Linked DNA regions of Homo sapiens: region 1 is linked to region 2. Evidence: chromatin contacts called from ENCODE Hi-C or POLR2A ChIA-PET data. All regions are on one chromosome and are shown on one strand. Each heading gives the region's core, a stretch centred on a gene start or an enhancer-like site at or near the end of the contact. The rest is flanking DNA. Distances are from core to core; before and after follow the strand shown.

Region 1 (5,862 bases), core at 3,239-5,738, 530 kb before region 2:
GCACTAGTGAATACAATAGCCAATACCCACTTGAAATATGGCTAGTCTAAGGAGATATGCTGTAAGTCTAATATACACACTGGATTTCAAAGACAATATTAAAAAGGAAATATAAACTATCCTGTTCACATTTTTATGCTAATTATATTTTGAAACAATATTTTGGATATATTGAGTTAAATAAAATGTACTTATTAAAATGTCACCTGCTATTTTTAGTTTCTTCAATGTGGCTGCCAAAAATGTTTTAAAATTACTTACATGGCTCATATATTTCTACTAGACAGCACTAGTCTAGAAAATCTTTTTACACTGATAAATGATGTTTCTGTATAATAAGCTTAAATATAATTTATCATCCACCCTGGGACACTGTTGAGAGTGATGCAGTTGTCACTAATACAGAGACAATGGGCATGGAACCAGAACGTGTGAGCAACCTTTAGAGAATATGCATAAGCAGAAACAAATTTGCCAAATATATGTGCATAAGCAGACACACGAATTTGCCCCAAGTTTTCTATAACATCACCCTTCTACAATTTTTTTTTACATGCAGCCATGCCCCACATAGTGACATTGTGGTCAAAGAATGAACCACACACACTACAGTAGTCCCGTAAGATTATAATGAAGCTGAAAAATTCCTATTGCCTAGTGTAGTCCTAGCCATTGTAACATCATAGAACAATGCATTACTCACATATTTGTGGTGATGCTGGTGTAAACCTACCGTGCCCCAGTCTCACAAAAGCACAGCACATACAATTATGTACAGTACATAATACTTGGTAATGAAAATAACTATGTCACTGGTGTGTGTGTATATATATATTTTTTTTTACTATAATTTTTCTTATTTTAGTGTACTCCTACTTATTTAAAAAAGTTAACTGTACAGCCGCCTCAAGTCCTTCTGAAGGTATTCCAAAAGGGCATTTTTATTACAGAAGATGACAGCTCCATGCACATTACTGACCCTGAAGACCTTCTAGTAGGACAAGAAGCGGAAGTGAAAGACAGTGATATTGAAGATCTTGTCTTCGTTTTTAACCAAAAAGTTTTTAAAGTAAAAAAAAATTAAAAGTTTAAAAAGAGAAGAAAGCTTTAGAATAAGGACGTAAAGAATATTTTTGCACAGCTCTACAATGTTTGTTTTAAGCTGTGTTACTACAAATGAGTCAAAAGTTTATTAAAAGTTACAGTAAGCTAAGGTTTATTGAAGAAAAATATTTTTATAAATTTAGTGTAGCCTAAGTGTATGGTATTTATAAAGTATACAGTAGTGTACAGTAATGTCCCAGGACTTCACATTCCTCACTACTCACTCAATGACTCACCCAAAGCAATTTCTAATCCTGCAAGCTCCATTCATGGTGAGTGCCCTATACAGGTGTACCACTTTTTAATCTTTTATAATATGTTTTTACTGTACCTTCATGTTTAGATACATAAAGACTTAATATTGTGTTACAATTGTCTGCAGCATTCAGTACAGTAACATGAGGTACAGGTACACCACATGGCCTAGGTATGTGGTAGGCTATATCATCCAGGTTTCTCTAAGTACATTCTATGATGTTCATACAGCGACGCAGTTGCCTAATGATGCATTTCTCTGTATGTATCCCAGTCATTAAGTGATGCATGACTATATATTTAAGAACTCTGGGTTAATCATATTCTTCTAGAACTTTCTTCTCATATATTCTCCTTATTTCCCACATTACGAGTTCACCTCACCCCCCACCAAAAGGAGTTCCCATGCTGTAGGGAGTATAGAGAAACGTAATTTCTTTCCCTTCCGTATCATGTATAGTTTACAAAACCAAAAATTAGCAGGTCGTTCTGTGCATCAGAGGAATTTACCTTCTTAAATTGTGGAACACAGCCCTTCAGTGCTTGCTTTGTATTTAAAACTGAGTAACCTTACCTAACTGACACCCTCCCAACAGAAAATCAGAAATGTTTCATTCATGCTTCCAATTCTATAATGAGAAAAATACCACATCTCAAATTTAAGCCATTAGAAAAAACGACCGAGATTTTTAACTTATCCTCCTTCAAGAAACAATCTTATAAAAGACCCCTAGATGGGGCTATAACTTCACAAATACAACAGGCTCTCAGAATCCAGCAAAAGCAGCCTAGAATTGAGTGGAATTCTGAAATCACAATCTTGCCAATTTTCTTTTTTCAAACTTGGTGTATTATGGGCATAACACTTGACTCATAATGAGTCAAGTAACATCACAGCTGTCAACATTTGTCTCCTAATAATGCCTGGTGATAAATAATTCAATAAATATTAGGCAATGAGAATGACAAATGTATTTATTCCTGGGTTTTATTTTTGTTTTTGTTGGGGAGGAACTGGATTGGGGGAGGTGAGGGGGGATATCAACCAGTTTGCTATTTACCTGGGCCCAAAATGTTACTGCATCTTCTATGTGACTTCCAACCACATCTTCCACTAAAATCAAATCACAATACAAGGAAAATTAGAAATTAATCAGTATCATCTAGCTCTTACACCCCAAAATAATTTTTAGTGTCAGTACCTTTATCGTAATGTGTATCTTCATCCATTTGAACAATTCCTGAAAAACTAGAACAATACCTTAAATTAGATTACAATAATCCACCATTAATAATGAATGAAGACTAAACTACATCATGTTCAATTCTTACAAATGTTTTGTCCTAAATGCAGTTATCAAAATTCAAACTCTATATTAAAAATGAGCTCAATATTTCCTTCACTAACTAATTCTTTTGAGTATTTTGTAGTAGATGCAATTTTATCATATATAATCTCTATCCTTAAAATTATCTCTAGCCAAACTTTTACAAACTTATACTGAACTCATATACATTTTGATCACTTACATAAATCAATACTTTGAAACAATGTACATATTCTTTTTTTAGAAAATATCCTCCCATAAAAAGGACTTCCACAATGTAAACAAAGAGAAACATTACAAGTAATAGAACAAATGCTTTAAACTGGTAGTCTATTTTATGTAAAAGGCACGGTGGTTACTATTTTTGAAGATTCCGTGGGATTAAAGACTGCAAAAATACCTAAAATTTTGCCTATTACTTCAAAAATAATTTTAATTACATAATATTATACTTTATCAAATGCAAAAATATTCCAAAATAAATGTACACTATGTAATTTTATCTGTAATATACTAAAATACTGCACTTTCCATTCATAAGTGTTGAAGGAAAATTAAAACACAGATTTTTTATGGGTTTTTTTTTTTTTCCCCCCAAACGAAGTCTTGCTCTGTCGCTCAGGCTGGAGATCTTAGCTCACTGCAACCTCCACCCCCCGGGTTCAAGCAATTCTCCTGCCTCACCCTCCCAAGTAGCTGAGATTACCGGCGCGTGACACCACGTCCAGCTAATTTTTGTATTTTTAGTAGAGACGGGGTTTCACCATGTTGGCCAGGCTGGTCTTGAACTCCTGACCTTGTGATTTGCCCACCTCGGCCTCTCAAAGTGCCGGGATTACAGGCCTAAGCCACCGCAATTTTTTAAGAGCTTTAAAAGTTGTCTAGGAACACCACTATACTAAAGTTTCAAATGCTCTCTCATTATGAAAAGGAAAACATTAACTCCTCATCACAGAAAAATAAAATTTTAAAAATGGATTACTTTGTCACAACTTAATTTTTTAAAAAAATTTTTCGTAAGTGGCATGAAAATGTCTCCAAAGCAAGGGTTCTTTTCTACTGGTCAAAAAGCAGTTTTTAAATTCAACTGACTGAAAAGCTGTAATAACTTTTAGGGAGACTATATATTCCCACGGAAAGCATTAAGGCTTAAATTCAGTAAAAGTTAAAATTACTTTGGAAATCTCTCCACACACTCCAAGAAGCTACTTCTAGAGTAGTTTTTAAATCTTATTTTAAAATGACTTGCCCTGATTATGAAGGCACTGATGCCGTACCCACTTTCTGCAAACAGAGATCACAAAATAGTACGTCCAAATCTCCACTTCGTGATGAAAATTTGGAAGAAACGGGTACACGTAGCTCTCTGACACTTATTTTATAAGGGATTTTGAAACTTAAATGGCACAGAATTTTCGAGAAGGGGAAGAGAGTGTGGAGGCTGCGTGACCGCGTCTTCATGGAGATCATTCAGGCCGGAGGTCTTTTCGAGCCACTTTCGCCTGCCTGCATGCACTCAAAAACTGGGGCATCTGGCACCCCTCTGGGGTGGCGGGCGGCTAGAAGGTGACAGAAAACCCTGAAATGGGCCTCGTCCCAGGATTGGAGACTTAAAACGCAAGCAGCGACGAAAATAGTCCTTGAAGCGGCCACCACTGCACGTACCACAAAAACTACTACTGACCTCACACTTTCCGTTGCGGAAGCTCTAGAAGAGTGACCCTGGACCCACATACTGGACTTTCGGCCCTCCGCCCGCCGTAGCACACGTGCAGCGGCTTACCGCGTGAGCTTCGACCGCAAGGGCCCCACACTGCGCCTGCGTGCACAGCGCTGCGCCATCATCCGGTGTTAGCGGGAGTCACGTGGCAGCCACGGCCTGCCGCCTAGGAAGAAGCGTGCGGGAGCCGCCTGACGCTGGCTGCTGCCGACCCCCAGGCACTGAGGCTGCGCCCTGGTGATTTATAGGCCGGGGTGGGGTCTAGGGCCAGTTCCTTTCGCAAGGCTTCAAGCTGTGACTTTAGAGGTGACGTAGGATTTCGTGGTCTTTCCTAATCTGTTCACGTGGATTTAAATTTTAGAAACACCCAAATTAGAAGAACCCCGACATTCTATTTACACGATGGAAGAGAGAAAATAACTTTGGTAACTGAAAATGTGTTTTTCAGATTGGTAGCTTTACAAGCGTTGGTCAACTAATCCTTAGATTCCACAGCTCTCTGTAGTATTACAACTTTTTCCACAATCTTAAGAAGAAAAAATTAGTTGTCTGCTTCTTTGCAGATATTACACTTTGTGGCAAACCTTACACAACAATTGAAAATTATCTCCGGTTAATTTTTAACAGCTTGAAGGTTAAAGTACAATAAACTGCAGATATCAAAAGTGCATAATTTGTTAAGGGTGAACATATGTATACACTGTTGAAATCACCTCCACAATTAAGATAAACTTTTCCATCACCTCAAAGTTTCCTCATGCCCGGTTGTAATACCTGACTCCTCCCAGCTCCCGTTCTGCTTTCTGTCACCATATATTAGTTTGCATTTTCTAGAATTTTACGATAATAGAATCATACAGTATGAACATTTAATCTAGCTTCTTTCCAATAGCATAATTATTTTGATTGATAAATTTCGTCCTATGTGTCAAGAGTTTGTTGGGTTTTATTGCTGTTACTATTCCACTGCATGAATATAACACAATTTGTTTATCTACCTTTTAATAGGTGTTTGGACTGCTTCCAGTTTTGAATTGTTTCAAATAAAGCTGCTATTGTGTGCAAGTCTTTGTATGGACATATGTTTTCATATCTCATGGGTTAGTACCTAGGAGTGGAATGGCCAAGTCATAGAATTGTATATGTGCTTAAAAAATTGCCGCATAGTTTTACACAGTTGTACTATTTTATATTCCCACCAGCGGGTTTCAGAGTTCTAGTTGCTCTATATCCTCACCATCATTTGATATGGTTTGTGTTTTTAAGTTTAAACATTCATGTATAAATGTTTAAAGTGGTATCTCCTTGTGATTTTAATTTGCATTTATTTCTCTACTAACTAAAAATGTTGAGAAACTTTTCTTATGTTTATTTTCCATCCAGATCTTCCTAAATGAGGTGTCCAAGCTTTTTCCTGTTTTCTAACTGAATTTATTATTGAGTTTTGACAGTTCT
Region 2 (5,764 bases), core at 2,384-4,883:
TTTGTAAAGGACTTGTAAGTTAGAATGAACTTAAGCAGGACTAATCTTAGAAAGATATTCACAATATAGTGTTATCAACACAAAGTGGAAAAAGCGTAATTACCCCTAGGAAGGCACTCTACTATTATAGAAAGATGATATATTTTTAAGTGAAATAAAATCTAGGGTAATACACAGCAAAAGAGTGGCTATCTATGAGTGATAGAATTGTGGGTGATTTTTCTTCTTTTTGCTACTCTGATTTAAAAATAATGCATTATTTCTTTTTTTAAAGAAAATATTGTATTGTGAAAAGATGTTACAAAAAAAGAGAAACAACAAAGATTGTAGGTGAAAAAACATAAGCAAATGGATAGTAATTTTCCTGAAAACTTTCACTTACAGAAGTTTCTTTTCATCTTTCTGCTCATCAGGACTAAGTGAAGCAAATGGGTTCTCAGACAATCCAAAGCCTTCCTTCCTGTTAGTTGAAGCTCCAGAATCAAAAGAACTGAAATATGGCTTTTCTTGATCTCTGCTGCCCCCCCATGGTGTGGATTTGGAGAAACTGGATGGCTGGATGACATTGGAATATCTCTGGCTAGTTGTATTCCATCCACGTCTATTATTACCTAAAATAAACAATAAAACAAAATAATTTTACTAGCAACTTTTCTTTCTATTTTCTTTTTAATTGAGATAGGGTCTCACTCTTTTGCCCAGGGTGGAGTACAGTGGCATGATCTTGGCTCACTGTAACCTCAACCTCCTAAGCTCAATCGATCCTCCCACCTCAGCCTCCTGAGTAGCTGGGACCACAGGCGCAAACCACCATGTCTGGCTAATTTTTGTACTTTTTGTAGAGATAAGGTCTTGCCATATTGCCCGGGGTTGGTCTCAAACTCCTGGGCTCAAGAGATCCACCTGCCTCAGCCTCCCAAAGTGCTGGAATTATAGGCATGAGCTACTGTGCCCAGCAACTGTTCTTTAAAATCTCAAAAATCTTCATTATATCTTAGTATGTCTAGACAATATAGAAAGATTCAACAAGCACTACATTTAAACTCATTTTAAATGACAATCTCTTCATTTTTTATTTATATACAGTAGTTAGGTTGTAATATCAACAAATCACATAGTGGCCAATTGCATTTTTGTTTGAGATTGAGAAGAAAATAATATAGAAAAATAGTGATATATTACTAAATTCAGCTGACAAAGCTTATTAAATGAACAACTGCTTGATAGTTAAAAGTTGACAGAAGGCATGCATCATAAATCATAAACTCCTTCAGGATAAAAACTTGGGTTTTTATCATTCTTTGCTCCCCCACCAGGCCCTATACTGTAGTAAAGGCTGAAAAATGGACATTGAATTAAAGTTTCTCGAATATGAAAGATTACATTCTACCCTCTGTTTTTGTACAGATGCTTAAGTCTATTTGACGCAGTCTTTTCTCTGGGCAAACACCTACACACCTATTTTCACAGAGAGATTATACATGGTATTTACATGTGTACAGAATGCATGTAGTTCCTCTACCAGCTTTCCAATATTTCATAAATATCAAAATGAGCCAAAAAGATTCTCTCCTCTCTTTATATATTGGTTTTGTTTTGTTTTTTAAAATCATTTTAGCAATCTCATTTACTCATCACTTCCTAGTTGGGGCCAAGATTAAGGTAATTCATCTTGTTTCTGACTGAATAAAGAGATAAGCCATTAATTATATTAAAAGTTAGAATGACACACATGCCCAGTTGTGAAAGTTCATCCTGCAACTCTAAACTACCCTAAAAAAAAAAAAAAAAAAAGTGGAGATTGCTAGACCAGATCCCTCAAGTAGAAGTTAATGGTATCTTCTTCTTCTAAAGTTCCAAATTCACTGGGGGATGATACAACTGAAGAAACTCACTTCCTCCTTTTTTTTTTTTTTTTTTTTTTTTACATTGCTTTTGGTCTTCATACTTATAATTCCAGAAACATTCATTTGTTTCTGGGAGCTAAATACAATTTGTCTGCCAAATTTTGTTTACACTCACATTCATCAGACATGAGTCCTAATTTTCGGTCTGAAATATTTCACTAGATTAATTGTGGAGGAAATAAAAGGACTGTCTTCCCTGAAGTGGGATCAGACGTGAAACCATCACGCAATACAAGGTTTAAAGGTTAGATGAGGCCCGCCGCGGTCGCTCACGCCTGTAATCCCAGCACTTTGAAAGACGGAAGCGGGAGTATCACCTTAGGTCACGAGTTCGAGACCGGTATGGCCAAAATGGCAAAACCCTGTCTCTACTAAAAATACAAAAATTATCAAGGGCATGGTGGCGGGCACCCGTAATCCCAGCTACTCGGGAGACTGAGGCATAAGAATCGCTTGAGCCTGGGAGGCGGAGGTCGCAGTGAGCCGCCTGACTGAGAGAGCAAGACTCCGTCTCAAAATAAAATAAAAAAATAAAGGTCAGATGAATAGCCCTAAAGGAGGGGAAGGAAGGGAGACAGCACCGAATTATTAACCCGATCTTTAAAAATCTTGTGTTGTTCTAAGGTTTCATGTCTAATCTCTCCTTTCCTTGAAGATAAAAAGCTTTGACAATGATCTAGGCCCAGGGACTAGATCAACGTGGCCCCCGCATCTCCTTTCCTCACCTCCCGGATAGCCCTTAACTGGGCGTCCCACATTCCCAATTTCACCCCAAATTTATGAGCAGGTGCATTTTTGCGGTATGGCTCTATAGGTTTTATTAGATTTTCTTTTTTTCTTTTCTTTCTTTCTTTTTTTTTTTTTGATAGTCTCGCTCTGTCGCCCAGGCTGGAGTGCAGTGGCACGATCTCGGCCCACTGCAACCTCCACCTCCCGGGTTCAAGCGATTCTCCTGTCTCAGCCTCATGAGTAGCTGGGATTACAGGCGCGCGCCACCACGCCCGGCTATTTTTTTTTTTTTTTTTTTTTTTGGTATTTTTAGTAAAGACGGTGTTTCACTATGTTGGTCAGGCTGGTCTCAAACTCCTGACCTCGTGATCCGCCCGCCTCGGCCTCCCAAAGTGCTGGGATTACAGGCGTGAGCCACCGCCCGGCCGGTTTTATTAGATTTTTTCAAAGAAGTCCACGACTTCTCCAAAATGAAGTCCTGATTCTGACCCAAGCTGCTAGCCTCACCCTCGAAAAAACAACTTAGTAAAAATTATATTCAATTCCGGCATTTACCTACAAGGTAGTTTCGATAGGTACTTCCGATTTAAAAACTCAGTTTCGCACAAGCATCCAGGCCCAAACCCAGGTCCTCAGAAGCTCAATAAAAACGGACCACATGAATAATATGTAGATAAAACCCTCGGTTTAAAAACGTTGTGCAGGGCCCAGTAGGGCCGGCAAGGCCGCGACGCGGGCACGTTGGGGTCACCAGCAGCGGGAAACACGCGGGACGCCCGGTCCCCGCCGGCGGACCCTTCCCGGCTCGGTTACCGCGGAGGATTCAGAGGAGAGTCACCTGAAGGCTGCTGCTGCGGTTGCTGCCGTCCTCCTCCTGCACCCCTAGCACCGGGATGTTCGTTCCAGCACCGATCTCCAAAGCGGCACCGGCCTTGAAGGAAGAATTGACAAATGGCCATTGCGACGGCGTCGCTGACGGAGGGCGTCTTCAGTCTGCACCGTTCGATGCCTGTTACTGGGCAGAGAGCCCTAAGGCAACCTCGGCGCCCGGCCGGGCTACTGTGACGTCATCTTCTCGCGCCTGGGAAGGCCTTTTTCCGCCTCTCACCCGGCAGTGCCATGAGACGCATGGACTTGAGCCAATAGGACTTGAGAAGAGCGGACCGCTCTGACGCTTTGAGTGTGTCCTGGGAAGGAGGGATGCTTGAACGGTTACGTGAAGACCGGAGGCGCGTTTGACCCCGGTGCAGGGCCTCGGACTACAGGAAGGCTGGAGGTCCAAAATGAGAGGAAAGCGGAGCAAGCAAACGCAGAACTTCAGCAAGGCCCTCAGAGGAGAATTAGCTATGATTTGAGAGACTGAGTCGTTCTTGCTGAGACGGTAAAACTTAGCTTGGGCTGAGAAAGTAACAAACTGCCTAGCCTTTCATCTGGATGGATAACAGAGTCAAATAAAGCCAGACGACGTTAAGAGGAAACAATGTTTCTTTTAGGACATGCTGCAACGGAAAAGTATTACCACTTAAGTACATTCTTACTACACACTGAGAAACCTTGTTATTTCTTCTTTTTTTTTTTTTTTTTTGAGACGGAGTCTCGCTCTGTCGCCCAGGCTGGAGTACAGTGGCAGAGCTTGGAGGCAAGCTCTGCCTCCAAGGTTCATGCCGTTCTCGTGCCTCAGCCTCCCGAGTAGCTGGGACTACAGGTGCCCGCCACCACGCCCGGCTAATTTTTTTGTATTTTTAGTAGACACGGTTTCACCGTGTTAGCCAGGATGGTCTCTATTTTCTGACCTCGTGATCCGCCCGCGTCCGCCTCCCAAAGTGCTGCGATTACAGGTGTGAGCCACCGCGTCTGGCCGAAACCTTGTTCTTTCAAGTCCACATAAACGTTGCTATTTGAAATTATATCAGAACGAGTGAAAAGTCCCATCCTTGCCTGGAGGATCTAAGTCTCTTTGACGCAGAGAAGCAGCCTCAATTTCTATCCAGGTGTAGAGCTTCAGATAAACGGTTCTGAAAACATTCTGTATTTTCTTAACTTTGCAGTTTCCAAGGAAACATGCCCTACATTCAATTCTCGTCCAGACCTGATGTTAATGCCTTTACACACAGCTATGCTTTGAGATTTCATTTAAATTTCACCTAAACTTCACTCTCCCCGCCAAAACATACAATAACTACCTTTTATTTTGTACGGTGAGACACACCACAGCTCCTCTGGTGTGCAGTCTTCTTGATTGCAATAAGTCAATAGATCTGACTTTGTTGGATTACAGGTTTGTGCTGGTGGTTTTAGGATTATTGAGCTGGGAGTGAGCCATCATTCTTGCTCATGTAATTTGTTTGGATTTTGAAGACAGCAGAATCTACAGGACGGGAACTACTTGTCCAAACTAGTTTTTTATTTTCTTTAATCAATGCAATTCATTTATTTTGAAACAAATTTATGGAAAAGTTACAAATAACAGTACAAAGAACTTTTTTCCTGAACCATTTGAGACTATGTTGCAGACCTAATGCCCCATGATCCAAATACTTATTGTATATTTTCTACAAACAAACCAGGGCATTCTACATAACCACAACACAGCCAACAAAATTAGGACATTGATACTGATGCACTACTACTCTCTAATCCTTAGACTCCATTTATGTTTTGCCAAATGTCCCAATATTGTCCTTTAGAGGAAAAGGGTTCAGTTCGGAATCATTGTTGCTTAGTCATATTTCTTGTGTCTCCTTCAATTTGGAAGATTTTTTGTTTTTCCTTTTCATGACCTTGACACTATTAAAGACTACAGGCTGCTTATACTGTAGAGGTTCCTTAGTGCAGGTCTGTTTGATGTTTTCTCTTGATTAGATTCAGATTATGCATCTTTGTCAGGATTATCACAGAAGTGATGCTGCGGTTTTCACATTGCAGGTTGTGCACAATTTCAATTTGTCCTGTTACCTGTAATGCTCAATGGATTACTTGCTTAAGGTGGTGTCTGCCAAGCTGCTCTACCATAAAGTTATTCTTTTCCTTTTTGTTATTAATAAGAATTTTGTGGGGAGGTACTTTGAAAGTATATAAAAATCTGATTGTTCATCCAACTTTTAGCTCATTCACTTATTTATTTATAT

What was found. A loop is a pair of places that touch in the nucleus more often than their neighbours do. ChIA-PET counts read pairs that join two places held with the same protein, here RNA polymerase II (POLR2A). Pooled maps may share reads with other maps.
Region 1: a pooled map shows a loop between it and region 2 (7-fold over the local background). The contact joins the promoter of STK31 here to the promoter of NUP42 in region 2. A Hi-C loop is called at or near these places in 6 of 50 pooled maps. POLR2A ChIA-PET finds 5 or more read pairs at or near these places in 2 of 52 experiments (PC-3 and activated CD8-positive, alpha-beta memory T cell).

The regions. Positions count from the first base shown.
Region 1 is chr7:23,708,845-23,714,706 of GRCh38, reverse strand. It overlaps STK31 (serine/threonine kinase 31), which reads right to left and starts at 4,488. Exons shown (of 24, transcript NM_031414.5): 1 at 4,372-4,488; 2 at 2,562-2,608; 3 at 2,421-2,473. The coding sequence starts at 4,421.
Region 2 is chr7:23,179,917-23,185,680 of GRCh38, reverse strand. NUP42 (nucleoporin 42) reads right to left here and starts at 3,633. Exons shown (of 7, transcript NM_007342.3): 1 at 3,475-3,633; 2 at 383-611. The coding sequence starts at 3,595. RefSeq lists enhancers at 3,269-3,338, 3,439-4,038.